Linked DNA regions of Homo sapiens: region 1 is linked to region 2. Evidence: read pairs that join two places in POLR2A ChIA-PET (ENCODE). Cell type or tissue: OCI-LY7. All regions are shown on one strand. Each heading gives the region's core, and the rest is flanking DNA. Links, peaks and the distances in the headings are about the cores only.

Region 1 (4,388 bases), core at 68-4,067, 52 kb after region 2:
AATTATTAAAGGAACAGTGGGGGTGGGGAGTAACAGGTGGGGTACAGTCGTTTTGAGTTTTTGAGCCCCTCAGTTACTAGTGCCTTGTGACTAGTTGGAAGGGGACCTTGATAATCCTGACTGATTATAAAGCCCTAAGTTGGCAAGGTCAGAGCTTGCTTCTGAGCTGTCTGTAAATATCCATTGATACCAGCTCATGATTCCTGTAGAAAACATTTTCATTTGGCAAGGGTTTAAAAAGTCCATGCCCAAGTGTACGAGAGCCGCCTCTTGTTTACCTAGGAAGCAGCGAATACATGTCTTCTAAACATTCAGAGCCTTGAATAGAAAATAAATACTGGCTTAAATGCTTTTTTATATGAAATCTGACATGTTAAAACTTCTTCTAAATTGGAGTAAGTACCACTGGGATAGCTTCATAACATAGCCTTTCCCCTCCCTTCTGCTGACTTTAATAACAACTACGACATTACTGTTTGTTTGAATGAAATAATGTTTTAGGCCATTAATACCAGTGGTTAATATATATTTGCAGATTCATTTGGTAAAGTTTATTAACTTTGTCTTTTTCTAGACTTTTTCTGAGTGTTCTTAGAAGGTTTGGGCTTTTTAACTGCTACTTAAAGTAATGCATATGGCAGTGGGTCTGAACAGATTGTGTTGATTGCATTTTTCTTGTTGCATATAAAGTATATCATACATTGTTGTGAGGGTCCCAGGAGCAAGAGAATTGATCAGAGAACAGAGAGGAGAGAGGATCCGGAGGTATGTGGAATGAGGCATTCTAGGTAGATGTGGTCAACAGTTTAGATTTTATTTTTATTTATTTATTTATTTTTAATTTTATTTATTTATTTTTTGAGTTGGGGTCTCACTGTGTCGCCCAGGCTGGAGTGTAGTGGCGCAATCTCGGCTCACTGCAACCTCCGCCTCCCAGGTTCAAGAGATTCTCCTGCCTCAGCCTCCTGAGTAGCTGGGATTATAGGTGTACACCACCACACCTGGCTAATTTTTGTATTTTTAGTAGAGATGGGGTTTCACCATGTTGGCCAGCCTGGTCTCGAACTCCTGACTACAGGTGATCTATCTGCTGTGGCCTCCCAAAGTGCTGGGATTACAGGCGTGAGCTAGTGTCCCCAGTCTTTATTTATTTATTTTTGAGACAGAGTCTCATTCTGTTGCCCAGCCTGGAGTGCAGTGGCATGATCTTGGCTCTCTGCAACCTCTGCCTCCCGGCTTCAAGCAATTCTCCTGCCTCAGCCTCCCGAGTAGCTGGGATTACAGGTGTACACTCCCACACCTGACTAATTTTTGTATTTTTAGTAGAGATGGGGTTTCACCATGTTGGCCAGCCTGGTCTCGTACTCCTGACCTTAGATGATCCACCTGCCTCGGCCTCTCAAAGTTCTGGGATTAGAGGCGTGAGCCACCATACCCTGCCTGCCTGCCTGCTTGCCTGCCTTCCCTCCCTTCCTCCCCTCCTTCCCCTCCTTTCCTCCCTGCCTTCTCCCTTCCTTCCTTCCCTCTCTCCCTCCCTCCCTCCTTCCTTTCTCTCTCTCTCTCTCCCTCTCTTTCTCTCTCTTTCTCTCTCTCTCTTTCTCAGAGTCTCCCTCTGTTGCCCAGGCTGGAGTGCAGTGGCATGATCTTGGCTCACTGCAGCCTCTGCCTCCCAGGTTCAAGCTATTCTCCTGCCTCAGCCTCCCAAGTAGCTGGTATCATTTTTATAGTTTTTTTGAGACAGAGTTTTGCTCTTTCCCTCAGGCTAGAGTGCGGTGGTGTGATCTCGGTTCACTGCAACCTCTGTCCCCCAGGTTCCAGCAGTTCTTCTGTCTCACCCTCCCGAGTAGCTGGGATTATAGGCACCCACCACCGCGCCCGGCTGATTTTTGTATTTTTAGTAGAGATGGGGTTTTACCATGTTGGCCAGGTTGGTCTCGAACTCTTGACCTCATGATCCACCTGCCCAGGCCTCCGAAAATGCTAAGATTACAGACGTGAGCCACTGCTTATATTTTTAGTAGAGACGGGGTTTCACCATGTTGACCAGGCTGGTCTCAAACTCCTGACCTCAAGTGATCCAGCCTCCTTGACCTCCCAAAGCACTGGGATTACAGGCATGAGCCACCCTGCCTGGCCCAGTTTAGATTTTAGAGAAGTGAATGCAAGCATGAGTACCGAGGAGAGGCAGGTGGGGTGGTGATTAAGAGGCCGTTCATGTTATCTTCAGGAATGCACGGTGCAGAGTGGTGTGCACAGGAGCCTGACTGCAGAGATTGAAGGAGTGAATTATTCAGGATTGGGTGCTGACCCAGGAAGAGGACAGACCATCAGGCGAGTAAGGCAGATCCGCATTTGGGCGGGCGCTTCAGAGTGACTCCTGGAGGCTGGGGGGTGTGTGTCTGATGGGCTGTCACTCACATCCTGTGTCTTCTCAGGGAGGGCTCTGGGAGGCATCTGTGGCCAGCGGACAGTGACAGCATAAGGCCAGAGGTGTAAGTCTTGGCAGAGAATAAGGGCAGAGCCTGGAGGGCCATTGTTTCCCCTCAGCTTGGGTTGTGGGTGTTTTCTGCGTATGAGGTTTTCACTCTGGTGGACAGTGAAGCCAGGGACAAAGGGAGAACAAACATGGGCCCCTTGGGCCAAATCTGGTTGTTGCTTAGGCCTGAAGGAGAAGGGGAAAAGGGTTTCCTGAAGTTTCTGTTATATCTAGAATGCAGGAGACCAGATGAGGATTTGGGACAGCAGCCTTGGCTCAGGCTAGAGCAGTCCCGGCTGTACTCTTATCGTTTGGAAACCCAAGTACAGACAGGTAAGCTGGGGCAAGCTGGTGCAGAGAGCAGTGATGGAACCCTGGCATCTGAGCAGCCCACAGCAGTGGCCAACCAATGTGAGTCCGTGCTAGTTCTGGTCAGATTGAGGCCTTTTTCCTGAGAGCTCGGGCACGTGTTATTTCTCCACTCAGTCTGTCCCCAGGCCTGGGTAAACCGAACTGGCCCCTTGCTGAAATTCCTGACTACCTCCGCTCATGGGATCGTCTAGTAATTACTGGCAAACTGCCTCAACCTAGCTTTGTCTTGATACATTGTTTCCTGGTACCTAAGCCATTTCTGATTTGGAAAGGTAACTCATATTGATCGGTTTGGAGTTCAAGTTGGAACCCAAATTGTATCTTCCCCGTGGAAATTTGTTATAAACAATGCTTATAAAGCTCCAAAAGTGACTGTCAGAAACATATTTAACCTATAACAAGTGGAAATTGGGTAGATTGGCAGTAAATTCCAGCGCATGCATGCACATGCGTTCACGCTCACCCACGTTGCAGTACAGTGCTGTTGAGCCTTGAACAACATGGCTTTGAACTGCATGTGTCCACTTATAAGTGGATTTTTTCAACCAAACGTGAATGGAAAATACAGTATTTGTGGGCTGTGACACCCGCATATGGGAAGCACTGACTCTTTGAATACTTGGGTCCTGCAGGACCAACAACTTGAGTATGTGTGGATTCAGGTGTAGACTGGCGTCCTGGAACCACTACCCTGGTGGATACAGAGGGACTGCTGTCATTCTGTAAACCAGCGGTGAGGCGCTGGTTAAGGTGGAGTGGTGGGAGGCATTGGAGTGGCAGCGCCGCAGGATTCTGTGGGGGCAGCAGCCACAATCAGTGGCCCCTTGACCCCCACCTGGGATGAAGGGGCTAGGAGGCCGAGGTACCAGAGAAGGGTTGTGAAGGAGGCAGAAGCCTAGTTCCTGGGGTCCTAGGTGACCGAGCCAGTGAGAAGAAAAGGAGGGAGAGAGTAGCCTGCCACTGGGATCTGCAGAAGCACGTCAGGAAGCCCAGGGAGGAGGGGCCCCCATGCCCAGGCAGAGGCACGGCCTCCAAGGGCAGAAAGGTTTTGAGGTGGAGGAGAGGCAGGAGAGCCACAACCGGGGGCGGTGGGCCCTCTGCAAGCAGCCGCCTCTGCAGGCCCTGCCTCTTCACGGTGGCCACGCCTTTCAGGGGATGCTGACTGCTGTACGCTGTGTGGAGGAATGACTTAGGGCCAGACGCGCTTAGTGTTTTTCATCAAAGAATTTAACTGAAATATTGCTATTTAAAATTGTTACTTGAATTTACCAAGTTCCTAAATCTATATGAAGTAAATTTACTCCCTTGTATAGAGGCATTTTACTAAAGTCAGTGTAAAAAATGTATTTGATGTAACTCCCAGCTATTCCAGTGGGATGTATCATGTATCATTTAATATTATCTTTGCTAGAAGTTGTCGTTTGTAAATAATGGTGACGTAGTCCGTGTAGTGACTTCTAATGGTAAGGATGTAGTGACCAACTGCAGGCTTCCCCTTGAAACTCATCTAGGATGAGAGATGGGTCTCCCTAGGTGTGTG
Region 2 (4,388 bases), core at 94-4,093:
TCAACACTTATATGAGAATTACCTGTAACCTAATAACAAAATTAAACCAAAAATCACCTATATATTGAATTGAACAGAAATCAGCCAGGAGGATTTGGTGTATAAGTTGTGTCACTGAAAAAGGGGGAAAAACAATCCCAAGAAAAGCGAGGAATGTGCTGAAGTGCAGGGCCAGCTGCTTACTCAGCACCTGGCTGCGGCTCCAGGGAGGGTCGCTTTGACCCCAGCTGCTTACTCAGCACCTGGCTGCGGCTCCAGGGAGGGTCGCTTTGACCCCATCACCCCGCGTCATGGGTTCTGTTGTTTAGAACTGAGAACAGATGCCCGAATGGCCTCAGAGAAGTCCTTGTGGGACTCTACACTTCCCCCCTCAAGCCCTGGTAAGAGGCAGGCCCTGTCAGAGAGGGGCATTGAGGGCTGCTCCATCCAATGGCTGGACGGTTCCACTCACATCAGCCCACAGTTGCTGTGTGCTAGGCACGGTGCCACCCCTCAGCACTGCCCGTGAGCTCCTGGACCAGCAGAGCAGACTGGCGTGTGAACTAATGCGTAAAGAGCTTTGGGCTGAGGGAGGGGAGACCACCTAGGAAGCCACAGAGAAGAGGTGCTGTTTGCACGGGGCCTTGGAGAATGCATGCGGATGTGCGTGTAGAGAAACCGGTGGGAAGGATGCTACAGGATTCTCCTCCAGAATGCTGGGCAAGAAGGCATGACAGCTTGGGGTCGGGTGGAGGTCAGGGGACAGTCTGTAGCACTGAGCTCTCTGAGCATGCTCTACACATTTGCACACCTCAATCACTGAGGGTGCTTGTTAAAATGCAGACTCCTGGGCCCTGCCATAGCCCCAGAATGCCTGCCAGATGAGCCTGGGAATTTGCATTTTAAGCAAGCTCCCAAGGTGATTCAATTCTGATGCCCACTAAAATTTGAGAATATGCCAGGATGGGGCAGGCACGGTGGTGCATGCCTGTAATCCCAACACTTTGGGAGGCTGAGGCAGGAGATCACTTGAGTCCAGGAGTTTGAGAGCAGCCTGGGCAACATAGTGAGACCCCATCTCTATTGAAGGTGTGTATATAAAAGAAAAAGAAAAAAAGAGAGAGAATATGTCAGGGTTTTAGGTGAAGACCTGGTCTTCTCTGTCCCTTCTTGGCAATCAAAGCTCCCTGGTCTATGAGAGCTTATATTTTGGGGAACCAAGGAATTTGAATACAGGGAATGAACACCTTACCTGGGAAGACATATCACAAAGGTCATGTGTGTGTCACGCTCAGCAGGGATGGGAGGGTGGGAACAGGGCAAGATGGATTTGGGGGAGCACATCTGGGATTAGAACAGAGCAGGGATAACGGAGCCCCAAGGTGCGACCCTGTGGGATGTCGTTTATGATGCTTTATGCTGTGGATGTTATCCTGTGGCTAGTTAGATTGGGGATAGATTCATCACGTTGTACAGATGAGTAAACTGAGGCTAGATGTGCAGGGACTTCCCCCTGGGATACACAGCTAGTCAGAGTCAGACCCAGGCTGGGTATCAGCTCCAGGGTCTTGGTACTGGGGTACCACAAGGGACCCCAAGCCTAGGAGGGCCTTTAGCTGCCTCCTGAGCTCTTTTTGGCTGTTCCAGGAGGCCTGATGTCTCTACTGGGAGCTGGCTCAGCAGCTTGGCAGCTCGATGCACGTCCACACAGCACTGGCTGCTGCAGTGCCACCGCCCAGCAGCCTCTTGTGCCTGTGGTGGTTGTCAGCCTGGAGCCCAGGAGGCGCCCCTGAGCCTGGTGCTGCTTTGGCTGCTAAGACCCTGGTGGATCACTGGTCGCCGGCCGCCATCCCCATAGCAACCCAAGTGTATGCTGTCTCTGGGTAAAAGCCATCCCCTGGGGACTCTGGAGCATCAGAGCTGAGATGTATAGAACACCCAGCTCATAGTCCCGAGCTGCTGAAAATAGCACATGCCACCAGCAGGTCTTGGTTTGTGTGGGAGGAGGCCCAGTCCAGGGTGGTACCTGAGTTTTGTCCCCTTCAGAAATGCTTCCCTTTGGAGGAGCGTCTGGGTCCTGCTTTTCCAGGTAGCCTTTCCCTAGAGCTGGTAGTTCAGCCACTGCAGTTTTGGATAGCCAGGTAGCAGATGCTAGTTGGTATTAATAGCAAGATTAATGAGCTCGTGGGAGGAGGAAAAGGTACCACAACCAAAAACCATATGGTCAGAGAAGAGGATGAGACACAGAGTGGGCGTTGTCCTGGACACTTGGGAGCATGTGGTCGCATTCCCTCTCCAGCCTGGTCTGCCATGTGTGTCAAGGATGGGCCCTGGGCTTGCCAGGTGGCATTCCCTGGACAGTTGTGAAGCACTTAGCCAAAGTTAGCTCCCTCTGCTGATGGTGACTCACAAAGGGAGCTCCCCGCATCAGCCATGAGAATTTGCAGACCCTGAAGATTTCAGGTCACATTTCTGAATTTTCACGCCCCACTTTTTTACCCTCTTTAGGAGGAGTAAGGCTCCTGAGGAGTTCAGGAGGCCTCCAGGTACCTGACCCCAGAATGTCTGACACCGTCCTGGGAAGTTCTGGCCAGCAAGGAAGAGGGGTGGTGAGGATTTCAGTGGTCTTGCAGGATGATGTGGCAGAAGCTCCCTGTCCCCAGGGCACATGGTTGTGGGGAGCTGGGCCTGGAAGAATCCTGATTCTTTTTTCTTTTTTTTTTTTTTTTTGAGAGATGAAGTCTTGCTCTGTTGCCCATGCCAGAATGCAGAATGCAGTGGTGTGATCTCGGCTCACTGCAACCTCCGCCTCCCAGGTTCAAGCGACTCTCCTGCCTCAGCTTCCCAAGTAGCTGGGACTACAGGCATATGCCACTACGCCCAGCTAAGTTTTGTTTTTTTTTTTTTTTTTTTTTTTTTTAGTAGAGACGGGGTTTCACCATGTTGGCCAGGCTGGTCTTGAACTCCTGACCTCAGGTGATCCACCCGCCTCAGCATCTTAAATTGCTGGGATTACAGGCATGAGCCACCACACCCGGCCTAGAATCCTGGTTCTGAATTGGGTGATGCGGGAGTGTCCATCTGTGACTGAAGTTCCCCTTTTTCTCCAGTGACATTGTACAGGGCTGTGCCCTGCCTGGTCTGTGGAGCCTGCAGGGCCTGCGGCCTTTGGGAGTTTAGCCAGGCTTTTTTGTACCCTCATCAATTTTGGAGGAAGGACTTGTGCTCAGGTCTGTTTTCTTTCTCCCTGGCCACCTCTGAGCACCTGTGCTGAGTTGGACTTTGCAGGATCCTGGATCTGGAGAAGTTCCCTGGGGTAAGAGGTCAGCTTGTCCCTCCCACACCCAGATGCTTTGGTGAAATGAAGCCAGGACCAAGCCCTCCTCTTTGCTGTGAAAGCAGACCCCACCATGTTGGATAGTCCAGGGAGGCACCCTGGAGGTGGGAACAGGGTCTACAGATCAGGGTCACAGGCCTTTGTCTGCTACATTTCACCCATGTGGCCTGGGACCAGCCTGTTTCCAAGTTTGCAAATTAGGAGCTAGTGCAGCACTAGGCTCCGCCAGGATTTCCCCAGCCAGGTCTGTGAAATGCCCTTGCTCTGTGGATTGGCCTTGGGGCTTTAGAATCTCCATGCTCCTCTCTTTCATCCACTATTGCTGACCCAGCTATAATCCTGCAGGGCCAATAGCAGCCTGCCCTGGCAGTTCAGGAAATGCATCGAGCTGCCCAGTATATTCAGGAAAGGACCTTTGAAAGACTTCAGCTTAAGAGTCTCAAATAGCAAGAGGGATTCTCAGCAGACTTTGGGAGTTGTCAGAGGCCCCCAGGAGGCTTTCTCCAAAAGCCTGAGTAAGCCAGGCCAGGCCTAGGGTGAGTGTTGGCGGGAGCAGAGCTGGTTCCAGCATGCTGGTGGGAGTTCATCCTGAGCTCCCATTGTCTCTCTCCCGCCCCCGGCTAGGGGCCAGCTTCCCTTTTCTAAGCTCCTGCATATTTGTCATTTTTTCTCCCCAGTCAATTGACTGGACTCCACTAAAGGGGCAAAGCTGGCATTGGGCATAGGATGGGAGGGCCTGCTGGATACCCTGTCCTGGTTTAGAAAGCTGCGCCTTTGCCAGTGTCCTGGCCCTGGTTTCCAGGGCAGGTGAGCCAGGGGACTAGTGAGGTGTCTGGTAGGGCAGTAGGCAGAGATAGGGAGCAGGGCTCAGGGGAGATAGGAGTGGGGACCAGTTGGGGGCAGGGGGCCAGGGCCAGGGCTGTTCCCAGGTTGGCACTCTGGGTTCCATGTTGAATTATCTCCAAGGTGTCCCTGGGCTGCTTTGGTGGTGTTTTTAAGCCCTGGTTCTTAGTTCCATTCTGATGGAACTAAGATGGAACTAAGATGCTAGGAGGCCAGTTGAGCCTTAGTG

What was found. ChIA-PET counts read pairs that join two places held together with the same protein. Peaks named below come from ENCODE experiments on the same cell type or tissue, not always from the same donor. Only the 100,000 strongest peaks of a DNase experiment are listed, where the experiment ranks them.
Region 1: POLR2A ChIA-PET joins it to region 2 with 7 read pairs; 7 of 35 experiments call an interaction of 5 or more read pairs at or near these places.

Annotation. Positions count from the first base shown.
Region 1 is chr1:9,807,247-9,811,634 of GRCh38, reverse strand. The region is part of intron 1 of CLSTN1 (calsyntenin 1); the gene reads left to right. Among named protein-coding and RNA genes, the nearest start is that of CLSTN1, 15 kb to the left of the region's middle. In OCI-LY7, for the core only: no CTCF peak of the experiment used is centred there; DNase peaks (open chromatin) are centred at 2,184 and 2,414.
Region 2 is chr1:9,858,940-9,863,327 of GRCh38, reverse strand. All of the region lies in intron 5 of CTNNBIP1 (catenin beta interacting protein 1), which reads left to right. Among named protein-coding and RNA genes, the nearest start is that of CTNNBIP1-AS1, 13 kb to the right of the region's middle. RefSeq lists an enhancer at 2,791-3,685. In OCI-LY7, for the core only: CTCF peaks have their summits at 1,565 and 1,764; a DNase peak (open chromatin) is centred at 1,747.